3 separate regions of the Mus musculus genome follow, and regions 2 and 3 are each linked to region 1. The links are chromatin loops, found by intact Hi-C in ENCODE. Cell type or tissue: heart. All regions are shown on one strand.

Region 1 (8,000 bases):
TCTTCAGATGCTTCTCTGCCATTCGGTATTGAAGGACTCCCTTTTAAAAAGCTGTCGGTGCGGTGGGTGGATTCATAGTGGAAAGGCGTGCGGTCCTCAGGTCAACAGCATCAGGATCACATAGGTGCCCAGAAGTGATGCTGATCCCATTAAATCAGAAACCCAGGGAGGGGCTAGGTGGCCCGTGCTTTATTTAACAAGCCTTCCAGGTGATTGTGAGGATGGTGTGGCAGTAACAGTTGTGGTGTAAAGAACGGGATAGACCAGCCAGGCGTGGTGGCGCACGCCTTTAATCCCAGCACTCAGGAGGCAGAGGCAGGCAGATTTCTGAGTTCAAGGCCAGCCTGGTCTACAAAGTGAGTTCCAGGACAGCCAGGGCTAAACCCTGTCTCGAAAAACCCAAGTGATACAGAATGCCTCCTCCCCCCTCCCCCCGGAATCTCATTAAGTTGCAAGGGTACTCTGTTCTGATAAAATGTTCCTCCATGTGCCAACAAAGCCCTCAGTTATGGCTGGTGTGGCGACATCCATCCCTGCAGCTAGTCTTCTGTATGCTTTGGTAGCAGAGAATGCGGGATGACCCACATGTGATGTCTTTGTGTCTTTCAGAACCATCCCCCTTGCAATCTGCATCTCCATGGCTATCATCACAGTGGGCTACGTACTGACAAACGTGGCCTATTTTACCACCATCAGTGCGGAGGAGCTGCTGCAGTCCAGCGCCGTGGCGGTGGTAAGTCTGCAGTCCAGCGCTATGGCGCTGCTCTGGTGGTGGTCTACATTACAGTCGTGACTCTTTGAATTCGGGTTAATGAGCTGGTACAGTTTGATCGTGGTTTCTTCCAGGAGAAAGGGTTTTGAAGTTGGTAATCTTTTCTTGGCCTGAATGATAATATTTTAAAGATTTAGAGCACACCTTACTTTAGTATGTGTCATAACATACAGCTAACCTCTGCCAAAACCTCTGTTTTCCTTGGTATTTTCTTTTAAATCCCCTAAAAAGCATTTTTATATAAAGCTGCCTAAAACTCCATCAAGGCTGTCTTACAGAGAGGGAATATCTTCCCAACATGTTTCTAAGGACAGGTGGAGTTGCTGAATGCAAATCGGTGCAAGTTTTAGTGTGCAAAGTATTACCCACTCTTCTCATTTCTGGTTAGAAACTTTTCAAATGTCCACTTGAATCCTCTCCCCAAAGTATCATTCTAGGAATTTCAGGAGGACCATGACTATTGATCTATTTGTAGCATGACCTCGGAACAGCAACGTTGGGGTGTTTATAAATTTGGGAACAGCTAGGCAATTAAATGTTAAAGAGGTGTTCCTATAATACTTGAAGATGCCAGTGTGCATTGTAACTCCTAAGAGCTACGTGCATATAATTCCAAAGCATTTCCACAAATTTATTTGACACCAGGACTATATTTGTTTCCAAAGACCATGTCATGAGACTGCTTTTTCTGAAACACATACTTGTGTTTGTTCAGATTTTTTTTTCTGATATATCTTTTTTTTATTGGTTATTTTATTTATTTACATTTCAAAAGTTGTCTCCCTTCCTGGTCTCTCTCCACAACGCCCCCATCCCATTCCCCCTCCCCTTTGTCTCTATGAGTGTGCTCTTCCACCCACACACTCACTCCCCGCTCACCCATCAGAGCAACAACTGGAGTAAAATGTTAATATGGGTTTGTTCAGAATTTTAACTCGAAAGAATTCACTCATTAACTCAAAGCCAGGAAGGGTGAAAACTTAACAACATGCAGTGACACTCCCATCCACCAAGGGGCAGTTCCTTTTCACATGGTATCACTTCCTATCAGCAACACCCACAGGGAACGGTTAACTCCTGTCCTGTGAACCAGTGTCTGAGGGCTTTGTCCACTGCAGTGCTGTCAGGCAGTGAAATGGACAAAGCTTCCGGTGTCTGGTCGGTTGCCTCACGTTTCTAGGCAAAGGGCAGCACTAATTTGTGGAAAGCATAATGGGGTCTGCTAATTGCATAACACCAGCTGCATCAAGGACAATGAAAAAAAAATCTTATATTAACAACAACAACAACAACAAACAGCATCCTTTATACAAATGTGCAAGACTACCCCCATGACAGCCTAGGAGGAAAGCTTAGAACTTTGTCTACCATTTATTTCATTTATTTATAGTTTCTGTCGCTTGTCAGGATTGGAATTTTGTTCTAGCCTTTTACAGGAAACCCTGGAAGGAAATGATGGCCTCCTAGGGTGGGGGAGGGCTGACTCCATAAACAGGTTCAGCTGGTAGGGCTTACCCGGTAAAGAACCTCCAGAGTGGCTCACTCCTGTGATGAAATGGTCAACTTGTCTATTGTTTTGATTTATCCTCCCGAACTGAGGTTGGTATGTGAAACAAGTACCCGAAACACTCGCCAGTGTGTATCTATACCTCTTCATACAAAGGTGGCTTTCTGGGATTGTGCAGAACAATTTCTGTCTCTAAATGTAGAATTTCCGAACTGAGCCCCTTCCTCTTATCGGAGGCGATAGTTGATAAAGAGTCAGTAAACGGATCGTTGCTTTGGAGGGACAGAGAAGGCGACTGCTTAGACCTTTGCCCACAGGTCTGAGACAAGGAATGCCGTGGTACCCGCTGCTGGTGATTGTCTTGTGGAGTCAGTTTGACCCTAACGAAAAAGAAGGATTATAAAACATTCACGTAGCACCAGGCTAATAGAAAGTCAAAGAGCAAGTTTGGCCTAAATTGTTTCATTTTATTCCACTTTCGGGGAAAGCATTAATTTGTTCCGTTCTTTCCTTCCTCAGACCTTCTCTGAGCGGCTGCTGGGAAAATTCTCATTAGCAGTCCCGATCTTTGTTGCCCTCTCCTGCTTCGGCTCCATGAACGGTGGTGTGTTCGCTGTCTCCAGGTGAGGGAGTTCATGTATTTTCAGAAACACATTTTTGTTTTAGAGATTGGATGTGATAAGGATAACTTTTAAAGAGAAAAGCAATAGTTCCTCCGAACCTGTTGTTTTTAAAGGGATATGCGAGTTCCTCGTAGATTCCAGTGAAGCAGGTTTCATTCTGTCCAGTAGAGGGCGCTGCGTGTCTACACATAGCCCACTCTGAGCCAGGCATGCTGCATTTTTAAAAAGAGTGAGTCTACAGGGTCTTATAACGGCCTTTATTTCTAGCGATAAAGTCTTTTGTTTTCCTGAAGGTGCCACGAAAAAGAGTAAAATTGAAAGCAGAAATCACCACTCCACCATCGGTAACCATTTTTTTTCCTTAGTTAGATGGCACAAAAAAATCTTTTTTTTTTTTTTTTTTTTTTTGGTCTATGTTACAGTTTAAATTAGAGAAATGTTAACACAACATGCATGTACATGTGTGTACCTGTGCACTGAATGAGTGCTAGCTTGGACTGACACTAGCAATCTAGCACTGAATTTGCCAGCAGCTACTCAAGTATAGGGAGAACTCCACTCAGTGCAATATTGCTATTGTTTTTCCTCGGAGTGATATAAGATATTTCCCAGACACTGTATGTCCTGAAAAGAGACTTATGATGAAATCTGCCCTTTGTTTCCAAAGCACAACTCAAATGACCAGATAAGAAATGTCAAGATGCCTAGCATGAGGAAGATTCGTCCATATTGCTTCGGGGATTTAAGAATGTTACCCATTTGAATGATTGATTCTATAGTCAACTTCACCGTTTTTCTCCCCGCAGGTTATTCTACGTCGCATCTCGAGAAGGGCACCTTCCGGAAATCCTCTCTATGATTCATGTCCACAAGCACACTCCTCTGCCAGCTGTTATTGTTTTGGTAATGCATATTAACAAGTAATGTAGATACAACCTCACAAAACGGTTAGGAAGGAGGGAATAAACCTGACATCCCGATTCACCACTCAGTTGGTGCTCCATGTATCATTTTCTGGGAGGCCAGAGATGTTGCAATGGCTTGCTTCCATGGCGTGCTTTTGATGTGTATTGGATGCCCTGGGATATGACCCACCTTAGTTCCGTTTCACCTTTGCAGAAATTTGTAAGGTGTGAAGGGAAATGAAGGCTGTGGTTTCTCTCCTTGGCCGAGAACCTCAAAGGAAAGAAAAAGAAAAACCCACAAGGTTACAATCTAAACTCCAGACTCAGAGTTCAGCTGAAAGCAGACTGTGCAAAAATTATCCATTGTCTCCTCCTGGCTCCTGCCATACAACGTAATTCAAAGCATAGATGATAAAACACCAAGCAGAGAAATGGTTCTCCAAGAGTAACTGAGACCTGTGAGAGCAAACCTTAGAAGAAAGAAAACCCCTAAATGCAAACTGTGGAATTCTCTAGGATGGGGACAATATTTGTGAAATGTGGGATACAAAAGGTGTAAGAGCCCTCAAATACCCATCAGCAATGCTATAGTCATCCCCCCCCCCTCTGATTTTAGTAACATTTTTTTTTCTTAACCAGAATCTGCTGTCAAGGGGACCCTGGATTTTTTTTTTCCTTCTCCATGCATTTAATTTCTTTCAGAATGTTTCCTTGAAATTTCTTTTGTGCACTCTGTGCACAGTCTGGAAGCTAACGTCACTTGTGGGAACAGGATGTATTATTCCATGAAGACGGCTTGCGTGTGACGCCTCTGCTATCGTTCATGCTGTCCTTGGCTTTTATCAGCTGCAGAGTCCTGCTCTGATGTTCTTCTTCTCTATGTTTATTCTTTCCTGGTCTTGAGGGTCACATGCAGTCAGCACAAGGGGAGAACTGACCTGGAGTAGGAAGAGGTCAATGCTGTGCGTTCAGGAGCTAAGAGATTCACCGTTACATGGTCGTTGCCTGTGTGTGGGTCCCAAGAGCACTTCATAAATCACTTCAGAGCTTTCTTAGAGTTCCCCAGTTATCTACATTTAATATTTATGATTGGAAATTTTCTAATTGATTCTGCATGATTTTGAGTGATTGGATTTTTTTTTCTTTTTTATTCTTTGAAAACATAGTGTCTCAAGTAAGGTGTACCTATACACGCTGCTAGTCTTGCAAGCACGAGAACTTGAGTTTAGTCCCTCAGAACCAATAGTGGCATAGTAACTTGCATTCATAATCCCAGTGCTTGGTAGGCAGAGACAGGAGGCTCCCCAGAGTTCACTGGCCAGTCAGCCTAGCCTGCATGGCCAATCTAGGCCAATGAGAGACCCTGTCTCCCAAGGTAGAAATTGTCTTCTGGCTTCCACATGCATTTACAAATATCCCTGCATTTATACACATGTGCACCTGTGTCGAGATGGACAGACACCGTTCCACACAAAAGCAAAACAACATAAAATACGTTGTCTCCTTTCCAAGGAAAAGGGAACCGACAAAGGAACGAAACAGCAAATTCTTACAAAATTCTGGCTGAAATGGGGCTCCTGACAGCATCCTCCAAAGGAGGCTTTGTTGCAGCATAAGAACAGAATATGGAAAAGAAGTTTGTGGGATCCAGGCTTTGGTCAGGATGGTAGCATTATGAGTAACTAATGGATGGGACTTACAGTGTGAAGTGAGGCTATTGACTGTTGTTACCTGTTCCCTCTTAGTCCCTTTGCTTACGTTGTCTCTCCTCCTTCTCCACCCCAGCATCCTCTGACGATGGTGATGCTCTTCTCCGGAGACCTCTATAGTCTTCTAAATTTCCTCAGTTTTGCCAGGTGGCTTTTTATGGGGCTGGCAGTCGCAGGACTGATTTATCTTCGATACAAACGCCCAGATATGCATCGTCCTTTCAAGGTAACCTCGGCCATCTTGATGGGTTTACATAAATCTCTCTCCTAACACCTAGGCCTCCTTTTGTCATAACTTGATGATGGGCATGGGCAGGTTGGGTAGGGTAGGGGCCTGCGGAATATGATATTTAACTCTTGCTGGGGGAACCTCCTCTGTTGCACTTCACTTGGGGAAATGACATGCGTGTTTAGGTATGATAGAGTGAACTTGTCACAGATTTTATCTGTGGAGAGCAGACAGTGTTAAAAGATACTTTTCACATTGGGTTTTCATGCATGGCTTGGGTAAGTCCAGAGCATGGCATACCCCTGTCTTCGTACTAACTGATTGCGAACAGCTGGGCTGTGAAAGAAAGAGAATTTCATTAGTTAAAACTCGGCCAAGAGTGCTGCTTTACAGACTAGGTATTTGAGTCCTTGTTGTAACTTGTTAACATTGTGGTGTTTTTTTCTGCTATATACTCTAAAGCAGCAACTCTTCACAAGTGGGTTGCGGCCCCTTGGGGTTCAAATGACCCTTTCACAGGGTTGCTTAAGACCACTGACAACACTGATATTTACATTATGATTGATGATGGTATAAAAATTACAGTTACAAAGTAGCAATGAAAATAATTTATGGTTGGGGGGTGTCACCACATATGAAACTGTATTAAAAGGTTGTAGCATTAGGAAGGTTGAGATACCAAAGGGAAAGCTCACCACAGAGTAGATAACCAGTTCCTCTACCTGGCGCTTTCCTTTGGCAGGGCTGGAGAGCAGCCTTGTCATCCATCGGTCTCAGACGTCCGTGGGTCGGTGTGATCTCACTATTTATTTGCTTTTAAGACTTAGCACAGATAATGCTGCCAGTCATGTTATCAGGATTTGACTCTAATTGTATCGGTTGCCACATGCTCGCAGCATCTTTATTAGCTGTTGACTAGGAGTTGGCCCGTTTCATTCCCATTCGGGTCTTATTGTGACTCTCAACAGGAAATCAATATTCACTGAAAGGTTTTAACATGTAGCAAAGCCACTGGCGCTCTTGACTCCGTGGGTTCTAATTGTGATTATCAAAGAACCAATCTCCTAAGATGAAAAATGTAAATCATGTTGATACTTTCCTAGAAAAGAAATTTGAATAGACCATCCGCTAGGAAACAAAATTTCTTAGCTCAAGACTTGGTTCACATGTTCTAAAACAAGTTAAGAAATTATACTGACCTGCTCTGCGATGACCCGGTCATGTGACTGACGCCCTCTACCCCGGTGGACTGCGCAGGCGTGAAGCTGTTTTCTTTTGGTTGTGTTTCAGGTGCCTCTCTTCATCCCGGCACTATTTTCCTTCACCTGCCTCTTCATGGTTGTCCTCTCTCTTTACTCGGACCCATTCAGCACCGGGGTCGGTTTTCTTATCACCTTGACTGGGGTCCCTGCATATTATCTCTTCATTGTATGGGACAAGAAACCCAAGTGGTTCAGACGATTATCAGGTAAGTCTTTTAAGCATCTTGGCCCCGGCTAGATACTGTGTTGTAGAAAACCCATAAAGCTGTACATGGCTAATATGCATCTCTTAGAGAATAAAGCTACTAGTGGCACAACGGTCAGTTAAACTAAATGACTGCATTGTAACTGCAGCATGAAGAGAGAGACAGGAAAGGCATGCAGAGTGCAGCCCTTCTGGGTATTTCATTCTGGTGGTCGTCGTCACTGGAGTTTTAGAGAAAGAATAGCTTCTTTAGGTAGAAGTTTTTCAGTGCTGCCCACTGCTTTTCTGAATCCCTTAGTGACATCATGATTGTGTTCTTTGGTTGAACAAAGTCTAGTGGCTATGCTAGCATTAAGTTGACCAATGATGTAAGGTTTGTTGGGGAGTGAGGTGGAAGGTAGCAAATGTCTTAAACATCATGGCTCTAATACTACCTCGTTAGGAAGAGGTTTTCAGTAACAACAACGACGACAACAACAACAACAACCACCACCACCACCAAGCCAAGAGTAGCAGCTTTCTTGTGTGGTTTCTCTATGTTTGCACATGTGTGAGCATATTCTCCCAACAACCATTTACGTAGTAGAAGCCATTGTCCATATTGCACATTTGCTGAACATCAAAATTCTGCATATGTAGCAGAGGATGGTCTCATTGGACATCAATGGGAGAAGAGGCCCTTGGTCCTATGAAGGCTCGATGCCCCAGCATAAGCAGGAGTGGGTACGTGGGTGGGGGAACACCCTCATAGAAACACGGGGGTGGGGGTGGGATAGGGGGTTTTGGGA
Region 2 (8,000 bases), 790 kb before region 1:
CAGCTGCTTTTCCTCTGCCCTCGATGCAACTGACTCCCAATGACGCGTGAGGGACCCTTTATACAAGTCTGTAAAATGCTTGAAGAAGCTTCCTGACTCAAAGACCTTGTGCGGCACTAGGCCCTGTTATCACTTGTTTGGAAGTTTGTGTTTTGTTACTAAACAGTCTCCCCCGGTGACACTCGGATCGGCATGGTTTATCATAAGTGTGGCCGTACGTGGCTTCTCGTATCTCCATTGCTGGCCTGTGGAGAGTCTGAGCCTTCCTGACTTTCCAGATCAGAACAAAAGCAACCATAAAAGTGCAATGAAAACAGTCACGGAGGCAGGGGGTTTGGAGTATTCATTTCCCCGACCAACAGCGAGGAGCCTAACGTCCTAATCCATCAGATCTTGCAGACAAAAGCCATAAATCTTTTTTTTGTTGGTTCCACATATTGGCACCGTGACAAGTTCATATTATATACTCGGTCTAGAATCTCTCTTGCAACCTCACCACATCCCAGCAAGTTCACAAAGAGGACCGAGGCACACAGCCCCGGAATGCAGGCGGGTCGTTTATTTATGTGCACACCTTGTTCTGAGTCTGCCGATACCAGAGGCCTTGGCAGAAGAACTTCATAAAATGTAATGTTAAGTGACATCTGTGACACGGAGCGCTTCTTTTTCCATTTCCTGCTTCCTTAATGGATCCCTACAGAGGGTGGGGAGCAGAACCCACTTCTGCGGATGATCCGATTACTGCACTCTCTCCAGGCTCATCAAAAATTCTCTTGCTGTGGAGGGAAATGTCATTTCGAAAAGATGACACGGATAGATGTCTGTACCGACACTTACCCACCATTTCCCTTGACCCCCACATCATTCGGGTCCCTTCCCAACATCCAGAAGTCTCCCGAGGCTCCTTAAGGACCCGAGGAAGGAGGTAGGGGGACATAATAGCAACTTCTTGCACTTAGCATCATCGCTCAGGAAATTCCGAAGCACTTGCCCCTGTGAGTGTCCTCCATCGTTCTGATAAAAACCCTGAGAAGTGCTTGGGCTGATGGTGATTCTCTCTGTAAATCTTGATCAGGGTGGACACATACATTACGGGAAGAGAGAGCCTCTGTACATTTGGAGTTTCTATGTGGGGACTCGCTCAGTCTTTTCTCCTGCTCCTCAGTCTTCGTTTGTCTTCCCTCCATGCACCCCCCTTTCCTCCTCACATTTCTCCTTTATGCCTGCATTGCTTTGAAGAAACACAAATTGTTTGAAAGCTGGTTATTTTGATCCCTTACTTTGCTGGCAGGCGACTTTGACTCTCAAATGTGTGACTATGTGGTCTTTGAAGTGTGTTGTTTTTTTGGGTGTGTGTGTCTCCATTACAAACCCTCAGGTTTGGACATATTCATGCCCAGACTTATTACAAGTTGAGTGGAGGCAGGAACTGAAGGAAGGGCCACCTGATTCTCTCAGGAAGGTTGCCTCTCTTCCCTTCTTTCCCTTCAACCCTTGAACCAGGTCAGGGGCTTCTCTTTGCTGCTCTCATGATCTTTTTTTTTTCTTTTTAAAGATTTATTTATTATTATATGTAAGTGCACTGTATCTGTCTTCAGACACGCCCGAAGAGGGCATCAGATCCCATTATAGATGGTTGTGAGCCACCGTGTGGTTGCTGGGATTTGAACTCAGGACCTCTGGAAGAGCATTCAGTGCTCTTAACCACTGAGCCATCTCTCCAGCCCTGCTCTCATGATCTTATGCACATTTTCATCGTTGCATTGACCATTAAATCACTGGCTGTCTCTGCTGCTTGTCATTGCTGGGTGATTCTTAGTCATTGGTGGAGCTCAATGGGAAGACTAAACATTAGTGTCCCCAGGGTAGTGCAATGCTAAGATTAGAACCACTCTGTTATAATGATGTCTAACTTAGTAATAGTTTGTTTACTCCATTTCTTGGTTTATTAGCTTGAACAGATAAGAACCAACATTGGTGAGGAATTCCCTAGTGGAAGTTCTTTGATTTAAAAAAAAAAATCACTGAATGCGGGTTGGGGTTTGTGACTCTGAGGTCAAGCGTTTGACTAAAATGAGAGAGAAGCCATCCTCAGCTCTCATGGGGGGTGGGTTGGGGATCAATAATCAGTGAAGGCAGTTTGAGTACCTGCCTCGGTCTTTCAGAGAGAAGACACTGGAAGGCAAATGGTTAATCAATACAAGATAAATCAGTGGGTTTAGGAAGTAATGACTGTTTTTTCTGTCTTTTTTAATGGTAGAATCTCTGCTCTTCCTCCCCCTTCATCCCCTTTTCCCTCCCCCCCACCTCTTTTTTGAGACAGGGTCTCATTGCGCAGACTTGGCTGGTCTGGCGCTTGCTATGTGGACCAGGTTGACCTTGAACTCATAGAGATCCATCTGCCTCTGCCATCCTTGTGCCTGGCCAGAAGGCCCCCCCCCCCCCAGCGCTTTAATTATGGCTTCTAGGACAGAGAGAAGGAATGGAGGTAGGAAGTGAAGGGTCTGCACATGTGTTGCATGTTGCTGATGTTGGGATAGATATTTATATGCATGGCTGGACAAACTCACATTTAATTTTATGAAGAACATACAACACACAACAAGGAAACAAGCTTCGTGATCAAGTCACAAGTGGAACTCAAGCCAGGGTGGCAGATTCCTTTCAAATTTAAGGCTCTTGCTCACTAAAATGATGTTTCTCTTACAAACTTTCTGGACAATTTGGTGTAAAGGAAGGGTGTCCATCTTTTTTGACATTGTGACATGGCATACATCCTTACGAAGATGTTGGCCCCTGTTCCTAGTCATCATAGGTGCACGTAGTTGGAGGACTGCAGGCTGAACATATGTGCTCATCAGAAAACTCTGGCCCTGGCCTTGGTCCTGGCCCTGTTCTGCGTCTTCTCTGTGCTTTCTGAGCACAGAGCCTTCAAATACCCAGAGCGGTGAGAGAAAAATGTCATATTTAACTTAATGTGACAAAGGGAATATAATTTGATGATATTTCTAATGTTATTTATTGTTATTTTTAAAACATCTGATAATGTGATTTTCCCACCCAATGCAGATTTCTAATGAGTTTTTGGAAAATGAATCAAGCTACTTATTTTATGAGGTGGGGGAGAGGGGAGAGAGGAGAGGGGAGAGGGGAGAGGGGAGAGAAGACAAGAGGGAGGAGAGGGGGAAGGGGAGGGGAGGGGGAGAGGGAGGGGAGGGGGAGAGGGAGGGGAGGGGGAGAGGGAGGGGAGAGGGAGAGTGGGGAGGGGGGAGGGGAAAGGGGAGAGGGGAGGGAGAGAGGAGAGTGGGGAGGGGGGAGGGGAAAGGGGAGAGGGGAGGGAGAGAGGAGAGGGGGGAGAGGGGGAGGGGAAGGAGGGAGGGAGGGGGAGAGGAGACTTATGCTATGTGTACTAATAACAATCATGATCAATTAGCCTTTCTCTTATTTATTCATTTATTTATTTATTTATATTTATTTGGTTTTTTGAGACAGGGTTTCTCTGAAAAGTCCTGGCTGTCCTGGAACTCACTTTGTAGATCAGGCTGGCCTTGAACTCAGAAATCCGCCTGCCTCTGCCTCCTGAGTGCTGGGATTAAAGGCGTACTCCACCGTGTGAGGGGATGTGGGCTTGAGTGTGGAAGCCAGCGAAGCTGGTTTGTTCCTTTCAGTGTGGAATCTCGAGGCATGCAGGGTGAACACTTTGACCCACTGACCCATCTCACCATCACTTCTTTGTTTTAAGATTTGGGGTTTTAGAGTGAAATTTGTTAACTTTCACTTTTTTTTTTTTTGGCCTTGAGGTTCATTTATTCATTATCTATCTATCTATCTATCTATCTATCTATCTATCTATCTATCTATCTATCTATCGATACTACACATACACCTTTCTGAACTCCTGCATTGTTAAAAATGAGGAGGAGTTGGGAGAAGGGAGAAGTGCCACCCGAATATATTGTATGAGAACAAACCACCGGGAAACTTGAGTTTGTCCTTAAAAGCCAAGGCCTCTCCCGGGTGCAGACTAGCATGTATCTTCAAGTCTGGGGTTAGAGCTTTTCTTTTTGGGACATGCTCCTCCCATTGGAGCCTGGTGCTTTTGACCTGGACCCACCCCATTGTGAGGGCTGACGGGTATCGTTCTGTAAGACACAGACTTGCTGATTTCCTTCAGAATGGAGCATGCCCTCAAATGTCCATGCGTGGCTTCCTTCCCTTATCTTTTTGACTTGGAAGGACAGACAGGGATGGCTGTCAGCTAGTCTTTGATGTGGGGGACAATGACTAATAAAAACATTGAAATCATCTTCTCCTCCTATTTCACTTGACTCCCGGTGTCTGTCGCAGACCCTGCCTGATTGACAGAATATTACCCAGATAACCCCCTTCTTAAGTGGCGGCGAGGCAGCAGCGGGCAGTTTTTCATTTAGAGTCTATCAGCTGAGAATTGATAAAGTCATCATGGAACAACTGTAGTTTGACCCCGACCTGACAAAAGAGATCGAAAATGTCTTGGATAGAGAGAATCACGGGGCTGGCTCCATCCCTGCCTGGGAAAAAGCGTTGGAGTGGGCCAAGGGCTAACACCCAGGCACTCCACGAGTATGTTTAATAACTGAGAAGTAAATAATGAAAGGGATGTCAATAAACAATCGCGATTTAATAAATTATTCATTTTAACAATCCTACCAGTGTTTGCCCAGGGATGTAGTGTTTTTTTCTCCATCTGCGGTATTGGTCTGAACCTGCCTGGTTGCGGAGCTGTTCACCATCGTTGACAGCAGGGGGCACTCACGTCACGCCAGAAACATGCCAAACTCGTGGTTTATGTAGGAGGGAAAGATGGAGCAGATAGAAAAGCTTCAAAAGGAGGTGGAGGGGAATATAGAAAATGAGTGGAGAGATACTGAAATGAAAAAAAAAAAATTTCCGCAGGCAGATCAAATTCACCCTTGCACCGAAGCAAAGCGTAAAGAAATAAATAGAAAACAGTCACTCTATATTTTGCTGGTTAAAATAACTTATTTATTTGAAACTCATAAGATGACAGATTTGGAGCAGTCAGGGCAAGGGCAAAAGAGATATTCGAAATTTAACAGATTTATTTCCATCTCGAAAATTCCACTGTGATTTTTTTTCAGGAAAGACTCCCAGATCACAACTGATTCTCTTGGGCTGATGTGAAACACGCACACAAAAAAATGATTAAAAAAAGCAAACTTCCAAACAACCCCCAAACAGCTGTTGAGGGGCTATAGACTGTGTGTTCTTCTTCTTCTCCTTAGAGGCAAGGTCTCACTGTGGAGTCCGGGATCGTCTGGAGTGTTGGGCTCACAGGTTTCCGCGCCTTTGTCCAGCTGCCGAAGCCTTTGGAACAAAGCCCCACCACAGTTTAAGGCTAAGTTTTCTCGGAAATGAACTCCTAGGGTCAGTTCGCCTCCGTGTGTGCTTTCTTTTCTCATGGACTGTGTGACAGTCCCCACTTTATGAAACTGTCCCATGTGAGGCCACGCTGCTTTTACACATTGAAGAAAGGCCGTCGTGGTCCCCGGGATATTTACTGTGAACCCAAGGCACAGAAGAATGTGTTCTCGATCGATGGCCATGCAGATGCTAAAGCGAGTGGTATTTATTTATAATAATGCGTGAGGCGGCCCGCAGGGAAATGTCATCTTGTTTGTAATCAATCTCGGTGTGAGGCTCCTGCTGCAGCACAATCAGGCTCTGCATTAAGTGACAAATTGGCTTCTTCTCCTCATTCGGACTGTCATTTCTCTTCAGTGGGGATACATCATCTCTGTTACAAGGCCTCGGAGCTTGTACCACACACAGATACACATGCATATGCAGGCCCTGCCAACGTACTCGGGATAAAAGCCTCCAGCGATAGCGGGTATGACAGGAAACAGGAAAATGAGAAGGGCCCCCTGTGCTCACCGTGTCTTGCCGCCTGGTGATGTCATTGTATCCCGTGAAGGCGTGTCACTGTTAGGGATTGAACTGTCTCTCAAAACCTGTGCGTTGAAGCTCTAACTGCCAATGCAACAGCATTTTTTTAAAAAATGATTTATGTGAATAGGTGTGAGGGCGTCAGATCCCTGGAAGTGGAGTTACAGACAGTTGTCAGCTTCCATGTGGTTGCTGGGAATTGAACCTTGGTCCTCTGGATTGAAAGCAGACAGTGCTTTTAATTACCGAGACATCTCTCCAGTCCACAAAGTTTACTGCCCCCTCCCCGCCTTTTTTTCCTGAGATAGAGTTTCTCTATGTAGCTATGGCTGCCTTGGACTCACAAAGATGCCTGCCTCTGTCTCCTGAGTGCTGGGATTCACAGTGTGGGCCAACACTGCCTGGCTGCCACGGTGATAGTATTTAACAACAGGCTCAGGCTTGAGTGTACCATGATAGAAAAATTGAGACTCTATAGGCTTAATCTCTAGCTATGCCTTCATCCCTAAATAGGCCATTTAGGGGGTAATTAAGGTTAGATGAAGGCCCAGGAATGGCACCCTAATCCAGCTCAGCTGGTCCTCTTAGTACCCCTCTTTTGGAGTCTTTGAATCAGGGATTTACTCAGTAGCCCACATTGGCTTGGAACTCACTAGACCCAGGCTGCTCTTGAATCCATTATGTGGCCTAGACTCGTCTTAGACTCATGGTCTTCCTGACCTGTATTATGGGCATCATGTCCAGCCCTCCATAGGCCATTATCCAGTTTTCTTTTTTTCTAAAACAAACCTGGCTGTCCCGGAACTTGCTCTGTGGACCAGGCTGGCCTCGACCTCAGAGATCCACCTGCTTTTGCCTCCTGGGCCGGGATTAAAGGCACGCGCTTCCATCACCTGGAGACACACAACTGCTATTTGCTGCTGCTATTCTAAAGTGAGGAAGGGATGCTAGATGTGAATAAGGATTTTCCTCTCTGAGTATGAAGGTAGCCACCTGCTCAGAAGAGACTTTGGACTTTTAAATAATGTTGAGACGATGATAGACGATTGGGACTTTGCAAGTTGGACTGAACTCAGTTTTGCATTATGATAAGACTATAAGCCTTTGGGGGGCAGGGGGGTGAATAAGAATGGCTTCCCTTAGAGTCATATAATTGGATGCTTAGTCATCAGGGAATGGCACCAGTTAGAATGATTAGGAGGTGTGGCCTTGTTGGGGAACACACCAACAGGAGTAGGTGTAGCCTTGCTGGAGGAAATGTGTCACTGGGGGTGGGCTTTGAGATTTCAAAAGATCAAGACAGGCCTCTTGTTTCTCTGTCTTCCTGCTGCCCACAGATCCAGCTGTAGACCTCTCAGCTGCTTCTCCAGCATCATGTCTGCTTGCATGCTGCCATGTTCCCTGACATGATAAGAATGGACTAACCAACTGTAAGCCAGCCTTGGTTTCCTTTATCAGAGTCGCCGTGGTCATGGTGTGTCTTCACCGCAATAGAACATTGACTAAGGCAGACTCAAACTTGCTTTCTTTTACATAGGAGGATGAAGGGGCTGGCTCCAAGCTGGGGAGCTGGCATTTTGATGTTGGACTTCAATTTACTAGAGCTGGGAAAGAGATTTCTGCTCTTTCAGTTTCTCAGTCTGTTGGGTTTTGAAATTTAATTTAAAAAATATTTTGTATCTCTCTCTCTCTCTCTCTCTCTCTCTCTCTCTCTCTCTCTCTCTCTCTCCCTCTCTCTCTCTCTCTGTATGTGAGTACATGTGCACATGCCATGGTGCACATCTGGAGGTCAGAGGGTAACTTGTAGGAACCAGTTCTCCCCGTCTCCCACGTTGGTTCTGGGGCTAGAACTCAGGTTGCCAGGCTCGGAGGCATGCACATTTGCTCGCTAAACCATCTTATTGCTCCCAGGCAATGGATTTTGTGTGTGTGTGTGTGTGTGTGTGTGTGTGTGTGTGTGTGTGTGTGTGTGTGTGAGAGAGAGAGAGAGAGAGAGAGAGAGAGAGAGAGAGAGAGAGAGAGAGAATCTAAGCAGACAGAAGCAAAATCAG
Region 3 (8,000 bases), 740 kb before region 1:
AGGGCAGTGTTGGCGCATGCCTTTAATCCCAGCACTTGGGAGGCAGAGGCAGGCAGGCAGATTTCTGAGTTCGAGACTAGCCTGGTCTACAAAGTGAGTTCCAGGACAGCCAGGGCTATACAGAGAAACCCTGTCTCAAAAAAAAAAAAAAAAAAAAAGGAAGAAGAAGAAGAAGAAGAAGAAGAAGAAGAAGAAGAAGAAGAAGAAGAAGAAGAAGAAGAAGACGACAAAAGGATGTCTAAGGAAAAGGGTTGACTTGTGGGCATGCTTTCCATCCATGGTCACTTTTGTTTTGGGCTTGTGTCCTCACACCGTGCCATGGTGGGATCACATGATACAGGAGGTCAGGCTGCCTCACGCCAGCCTGGAAACAAGAAGGAGAGAGCACAGGGTCCTAATAGTATCTGCAAGGGCATGTGCCCAGTGACCTAACCTCCTGCCCAACCCCTTATAACTTACACCTCCATTCCACAGTGCCACAGGTTTGGGACATAGCATTTAAACCTGATTCTTAAAATGACAGCAGCTAGAACAGAGGTTGGTAGGAAAGGAAGGGAAGTTATAGATTAAATCCTCAAGCCTCTGACAGCTTTGTTCCTCTGCTTTTGGCAAGTAGCGATGACACAGAGATGCTACCTCTGTAGCAGTATCTAGATCACATGCCACCAACCACAGAAGCTGCTGTCCATGGTGCCCTTAGAAAGACCCATTAACCTCACTTTCATGTAGCCTACATCTGGCTTCTGTTTATAACCAGAGTACAGAGGAGGAAGGCCTCTCTAGTGCAGGATATTGACCCCAGGATCTAAATGTAGAAGTCATGTGGGGTGATTTTGCATGTGTCCCTTCCTGATGCCACTTGGAATGGTGTAGGGCTCTCAGCATGGAACATTTTCAGGCTCCTCTTGTGTATGCAACACACACACACACACACACACACACACACACACACACACACACACACACCATCCACTCTAGATAGCTTGCTTCCAGCAGATGACTAAGCAGGGGGCAGCCATGAGATCCAGTAGCAGCTCTTTATGGGAGCCAGTGTGGAAATGTCATGTATCCAGGACACTGTTTTCAGGCACAACAGTTCTGGTGTGGGCCAATGCTGTTTACTGCCAAGCCCACTTAGAACTCTCAGAGTTTTCCCTGCCAGGGCCTCCATCTCTTCAAATTCCTAGAGGAAGCCATTGGTGAGGCATGACAGACTTTGAGCACTAGATGGCACTAAAGGTCCGTGGAACTTTTTTTGGGGCAGCTTTGAGATCTTTAATTCTGCCTTTAGAGGTGAAGAATCCTTGCCAAAGAGAAGAGACCTCGACCATAAATTCCACACGCAGTAGCAGGTTCATAATGCACCGGAGTGACTGCATGCAGTATTTTTTCTCCCTGAGAAATAAAATTTCTCTTTCAATGGAGAAGGTTGTTCCTTTACATCTAACACGAGCTAATGTTAAATCTCTCTCTTAAGTAGCAGAGGATGATGGAGCCTTTAATGTGTGCACTGACCAAGACACAGGGCTGCGTCTGCAGTGAAACGCAGACTGATACCTTCAGGGACCGAGAAGGAGTAAGTCATATATTCTGCAGAGAGAGGGCTGTTTCTCCTCTTAATCATGGACATTTGACTTGTCAAAAAAATGTTTTCTCATTGATTGCCCGAGACAGAATGTACAGGCTAGAAAGACAAGCTTCCCAAAAACCTCCTTCACTTGGAAGAGATGTTAAGGGAAAACTAGTGACTAATATCTTTCATTTAAAACACATTTGCCTGTTGGACAGTGTGACAATAATGTGTTGGTGGGACAGAGATACATTTATTTTTATTTTGATTCTGCTTCTTAACTTCCCCTTGGTATTACCTGAGAAGCAGGACTCATGAACATTAAAATAAGTGCTAAAACGAGCCAACCTATAATACAAGCATCCAGGAGTCAGAGGCAAGAGGACTAGGAAATCAAAGCCCTTTCTGGCTACATTTTGAGATTGAGGACAGCCTGGACTGTATCATACACACACACATACACACACATACACACACACACACACACATACCCCAAAAAAAGAAAAAAAAAAGAAAAGAAAGAAAAGAAAAAAGAAATGGAACATTATCAGAAAAATCTATGTGTGCGTGTATGTATATGTATATGTATATGCATATGTATATGATGTATATGTATATGATGTATATGATGTATATGATGTATATGTATATGATGTATATGTATATGATGTATATGATGTATATGATGTATATGTGTGTATATATATATATATATGTATATATATGTATATATATATATATATATATATATATATTGCCATTCATTCCTCTACCTCCCAGTTTATTTCCATTATCAATCCTTTTATTAGTAGTGGCATACAACAAAATCACTGAAACTTCCTGATTATGATGTTCTTTTTGGCACCTTATTGGCGAACTCTTTGTTTATCAATTGCAAAATGTGAGACGAGGAAAATAGAAAAGCCTGTAACAGACCAGCTAACATACCTACACTTAATTTGCGGCTGAGTTACGGCTCCTTTGACATGTCTGCGGTGGTGGCTCACAGCTGAATCCTCACTGATTGCTTGGCACAGAAGCGGAAGGGCAGGTGTCCTGCATGTCACCTCCACTCTGCCATGCCCAGCTCTTGGCATGCCGACTGTGATGGAGTGGGGTCAGTGCCTGCCTGACGAGTGAGTGGCATGCGCCTGGCTGCCGGCCTGACATGGCGAGAACATGCTCATTTCCACATTGTGGAGGTGTGGGATTGTGAAGCCTGCTTGTTCCACGCGGATGCTTCCGGTACAGAGAGAGGCTCCCAATAGTTGTGACTTGAACAACTAGGATAACCAGCATCATACTTCATTCTCCAAATGGGGACAAATTGGGAGCTTTTCAAAGAAATCAAGGCAAGATTTTCAAAGAAGAATGTGTCAAGACATTTGTGTGTGTGTGTGTGTGGTGTACTTGTGTGTTTGTGCACATGTGTGTGTATGTGTGGAGGCCAGAGGTCAGTATCATTGGTGTTCTGATGTTCTTCACCTTACCTCTTGAGACATGGTTTCTCACTTAACTTGGAGCTTACCACCTGGCTCAGTTGGCTGGCCAGGAAGCCCTGGGGTCCTTCTGCCTATCTGTATCCTAGCACCAGGATCATAGGCACGTGCGTCACACCTCATACTTTTTAGGTATGTTCTAGCTATCCAGACTCAGGTCCTTGTGTTGGTCCAGCAAGCAGTTTACCCACGAGACACGTCTCCAGCTTGTGGCAAGTTACTTCTAATACTTTTTAATTTTTACTTCTGTTTTATGTGTATAAGTTGCTGTATCCTAGCATGGCTCCTGGGACTTGAACCTGGACAGCGAGGGAATGAAGGAAAAGCAGACATCTGGACACACAGGAAAGCAGGGACCAGGTGGACTGAGACCTCTGTTAGAGAGATCACCACACCTTAGAAGCTTAACATGTTTATTATAGAGAGTTGAATAGAGAGGTGAGGTTACTGCATACAGAAGAACAAGAAGCAGGTCACCCTGTATAGATGAACATGGAGGCTAGATCTGTGGTCTACAACTGGATCAAGGAGACAGGTGTAGCTAGCCTGGGAAGGAGTGGTCTCTGAGGAGAACAGTCTAGGCCATAACACAGGGAGAGAGCCATGCTGGCTGGACGTTGTATGCACACACTGTCAATATGAGCACTTGGTCCCTCATGGAAGGCTTTGCAGTCCTTCTGAGCCCAAGATTGTGACGTCCTTAACATGGCTGTGTCCACTTACAGAGGACTTCACTAACTCTGGGTGTTCACTGCTCTTAAACAATGAGCATTTTGTCTCCATGTATGTACTGGAGGAGGTCAGAGGAGGCCATGAGATGCCTGGAAATAGAGTGTCTGTGAACTGTCAGGTAGGTCTGGGAACAAAACACTAATCTTCTCTGAGGGTAGCAAGTGCTCCTACCTTCTCAGCCCATTTCTTCTTTTCTCCTCCTCCTCCCCCTCCTTTTTCTTCTTCTTCCCCTTCTTCCTCTTTCTCCTCTTCTTCTTCCTTTTTTTCCTCTTTATCTTCCTATTCCTCTTCTCCTTTGTTTTTTTTTTTTTTTTTTTTTTTTTTTGGAGACAGGGTTTCTCTGCATAGCCCTGGCTGTCTGAAACTCACTTTATAGACCAGGCTGACCTTGAACTCAGAGATCCATCTGCCTCTGCCTCTCAAGTGCTGGGACTAAAGGTGTGAGCTACCATGGCTGGCTTTCAGCCCATTTCCCAATACCTGGCCTTTATTACTGTGTTATCTCAAGGAGGAAGCAGTTACTTTGCTAATATTCTTGCTTGCCAGACTTTGATGGTATTTTTACCAGTTTCCATAATATTAAGTAGTGATTCCACATTTAGATCATTTACAAAAGGGATGTCAGTACGTCCTGGCATGCCTTCCTGTTTAGAGTCTGAGGTACACTGAGCAGCAACTCTCAATCAGGTAAGAGCAGTGTTTCCTCTTCATTTCCAGAAATAGAATTTACAGGAAGCAGGTGATTCATCCGGTCCAGGATGTGTCTCTCTACCCGCACCGCCCCCTCGTCTCATCCCGCCCCGCCCCCTTCAGCCCAGGGAACAAGTGTCTGCTTCTTCTAAAGGAGATAGATAAATGGATTCAGGTCTGTGGGAGATGTTTCTGCCTCTCCAGGCTGTATCCCTACTTGGTGAAGAGAGACCTAAAGTCAAGGCCGAGGGAGGAACTCTTTGCTTCCAGTAGGGGTGATGGTTGGCCTCTAGTTCTTTTCCCAGCCTAAACAACGATATCTCTGGAGCTTTCTCGTGGTCACTAACTCCCTCCCTGTTGTCCTTCCTTTCTTCTCTTCCCTCCTTTGCACTTGGGATTGAACCCAGGGTCTTCCTCATCATAGCCAGGCACTCTACTACAGACACATTAGGCGTACCGCCGTCCTACCTTTCTGTGCTAACTGCCCACTCGGGTCAGAGTGTGAGCATGCAGTTGCAGCACAGACTTTGACCTGGGCCCTAACAGCTTCTCCAAAGATAGTTCTGGGGCTAGTAAGATGGCCACCAACCGAGTCTGACAACCCGAGTTCAATCCCTGGAACCTACATGGTGGAAAGAACATGTCTACATGTGGGACATGGCAAGCGAATGTGCTGTGTACACACACACACACACACACACACACACACACACACACACACACACACACACACACACACACACAGACACACACAGACACAGAGAGTGCAAAAACAAAGATAGCTCTGTATATATTCTTACCTGAAACCCCTCACCACAGTTCCCCCTCTTTTTTTATGTCGATGGAAATACTGCAAGTCCAGGTCCAGGCACCTTAGAGAGGTCTTGTTTCGAAATGAAAACTAAGTAGAAGAGAGTGAAGGAACGGGTCTGGAACTGGCTCTCGGTAACTCTACGAGAGGGGGTCTGACATCCTAGAGCATTGGGTTTTGGTCACTCATTAGACAATGAGGCCTGAAGGGTCTCTTCTGTTCCCCATCCCTCGGGGAGCAACAAGTGTCAGGGAGTGAGTTCTAAATGGGAAGTGTTCTCTGCAAAGTTCTGTGTATCCCGGAGGTTCATCCGCATCTTCCTCCCTTCAGCTGACCTGATAATGAAGCCTTATTATGGTTCCACACAGGATGCATAAGTCCCTTCTCCAGCCCCCAATCCCTTCTGGAGACACTGCTACAGACTTGAGGATTGTCAGTAAGTCTGTAGATGGAGCAGCTCATTCCAAACAGCATCAGATCCAGTGGTTGGTGGTAAATGGGGAACTGTGATTCTGTGCAGAAAGCAGCCGGCCTGCTGAGGAGCTGCCCCAATACAAGCTGTGTGAGGGCAAATAAGGAGAGACCAGGCAACTGTGAAAAAGGATGCTGCTATTTCCCGATGCCCAAGGGGAAATCCGGTCAGCATTTAATCACTAAGGGAGTAAGAGGAGTGGAGAGTAAATAAATGCAAATGAGAGTGATAAGAAACTCTCTCTCTCTCTCTCTCTCTCTCTCTCTCTCTCTCTCTCTCTCTGTCTCTGTGTGTATGGTGTGAATGAGGTGTGTTTGTGTATACATACGTATATAGTGCAAAGGGTGTCATGTACTTATGGCTTGTAGTGTGTTTAGGGCAATGCGTGGTATGATAATTGGTGTGCAGTTGTGCTATATGGTGTTCATTATCTTGTGTGTTTGTGACATACATCTGTTTTCTGTTGCTGTGTGTGTTGGGTATGCATTTATGAATTAGTGTGTGATGTATGGCACACATCGTGTGTTTATGGTATGTAGCATGTGGTTTGTGCTGTATTGTGTACATGGTGTGTATATGTGTCTCTGTGTCTAGAGATGGGGAAAGGTGTCGTCAGGTGGTTAGACATGGAAGTGGCTCGTCACAAGTTGATGGAGGTGAGAGCTGATGAATTGTGAAGGGTGAAGCAGCTTGTTTCTTTCAGAACAGACTTCTCACCACTAAAGAACATACACGGAGCAATGAAAGACAAAGCTAAGATGTGTGCCACCACACATAAAACATGCCACACACCATAAACACACAATGCACATACCATACACCATACCCTGTATCATACTACATACTACATACCACATACTGCGTTCTATACACACATAAAAGATACTGTATACCATACACTACACATACAACACACTATACATCACATGACCCGCATTACACAATGTGAATATACATTGTATACCACACACAGCAGAACAAGAAAGAGGGGGGTAAGGAGTCAACTTTCAAAACAGGTATGTTTTAGCCTGATCTGGTGGTATAGGCCTGCCATTCTAGCTCCTCTGGAGGCCTTTGAGTGTCTAGTGTTGCTGGATGGGGGTGGGGCACAAAGGGTGGCTGGGGGAAAGGTGTGGAGATCACACTGGGTCAACTCAAGGGAACAGGCCAATTCCTCTTTATGGTCGGCATTGTTGGTGACCAGAGGTGACGCACAATAATAGCTTGCTGCTGGAGCCAGTCAAGCTTCTTGTGTATGGAGTCCTGGCATCTCCTTGCCACCCTGCCCTGTCTCAGTGACAGCTTCTCCATCCAGCCTGTGGGGATTTTCTTAAAACTTATGGGTGTTTGCATATAGTAGAATTTTCCTGCTTTGAATATTAGGCAGGAAAAAAAAAGCAGAGTCCTTATACCTACTTCTTGTCCTGTTGTGTGTAGCTCCCACCAGGGTGCTGGTTCAGGGCTTTATAAGTCCAATTAGCAAGATAAGCATTGACTAAGAACTCTCAGCATCCCAATAGGAAAAATTTAGGAGTGCACATTCTTTAGAACAGTCCAATGCCCACGTTTCCCGTGTCTCCTATTGTTGTTTTAGTGGCATGCAAATAGAGCACCAGTCATGATGGTCCTGTTGACAGAAAGGAAGGGACTCTTCTGCATCTAGACTTTTCCACTTTCCCCATCTTCACAGCTCTCTGCATTCTCAGCTGTCACTGGTGTCCAGATCTCGGGGGAGAAGAGTGGAACTGTGTGAATGCTGCCCAGATGATTCTGATAGTGATAGTGACTTCACCCCTCTTCTCACCACTTACTGTTCATTGTCAGTGTGAGTGACTGTAGAATCACCCGAGACATACCTCTGAGCATGTCCGTGAGAGTGTTTCCAGAGAAGAGTAAGAGGGAAGATCCACCCTAAAAAGTGGGTGTCAGGGGCTGGAGAGATGGCTTTGTGGTTAAGAGCACTGACTACTCCAGAGGTCATGAGTTCAAATCCCAGCAACCACATGGTGGCCCACAACCACCTGTAATGAGATCTGATGCCCTCTTCTGGTGTGTCTGAAGATAGCTACAGTGTAGTTATATATAATAAATAGGCTGGAACAAGTGGGGCGGAAGTGGGTGGTGGTGGTGGGGCAGGGAGTGGGTGTCATCATCCCCTAGGCAGAAGTTCTGCACTGAATACAAAGGGGGAAATGAAGGTCCAATGAGCAAAGACTCCCTGTCCTC

The links. Hi-C counts contacts between places; a loop is a spot of excess contacts. Peaks named below come from ENCODE experiments on the same cell type or tissue, not always from the same donor. Only the 100,000 strongest peaks of a DNase experiment are listed, where the experiment ranks them.
Region 2: a loop joins it to region 1, with 10 times the contacts of the local background. A loop is called at or near these places in 5 of 42 quality-filtered maps.
Region 3: a loop joins it to region 1, with 4 times the contacts of the local background. A loop is called at or near these places in 12 of 42 quality-filtered maps.

The regions. Positions count from the first base shown.
Region 1 is chr3:50,376,777-50,384,776 of GRCm38, reverse strand. It overlaps Slc7a11 (solute carrier family 7 (cationic amino acid transporter, y+ system), member 11), which reads left to right. Exons shown (of 12, transcript NM_011990.2): 7 at 610-733; 8 at 2,799-2,902; 9 at 3,709-3,805; 10 at 5,593-5,742; 11 at 7,036-7,213. Among named protein-coding and RNA genes, the nearest start is that of Slc7a11, 63 kb to the left of the region's middle. In heart, a CTCF peak has its summit at 3,061 (motif pointing right); no DNase peak of the experiment used is centred here; H3K4me3 peaks cover 1,037 bases; H3K27ac peaks cover 707 bases.
Region 2 is chr3:51,167,204-51,175,203 of GRCm38, reverse strand. No RefSeq gene overlaps it. Among named protein-coding and RNA genes, the nearest start is that of Gm35891, 42 kb to the right of the region's middle. In heart, no CTCF peak of the experiment used is centred here; a DNase peak (open chromatin) is centred at 4,793.
Region 3 is chr3:51,115,416-51,123,415 of GRCm38, reverse strand. No RefSeq gene overlaps it. Among named protein-coding and RNA genes, the nearest start is that of Gm35891, 9.5 kb to the left of the region's middle. In heart, a CTCF peak has its summit at 1,218 (motif pointing right); DNase peaks (open chromatin) are centred at 1,085 and 4,565.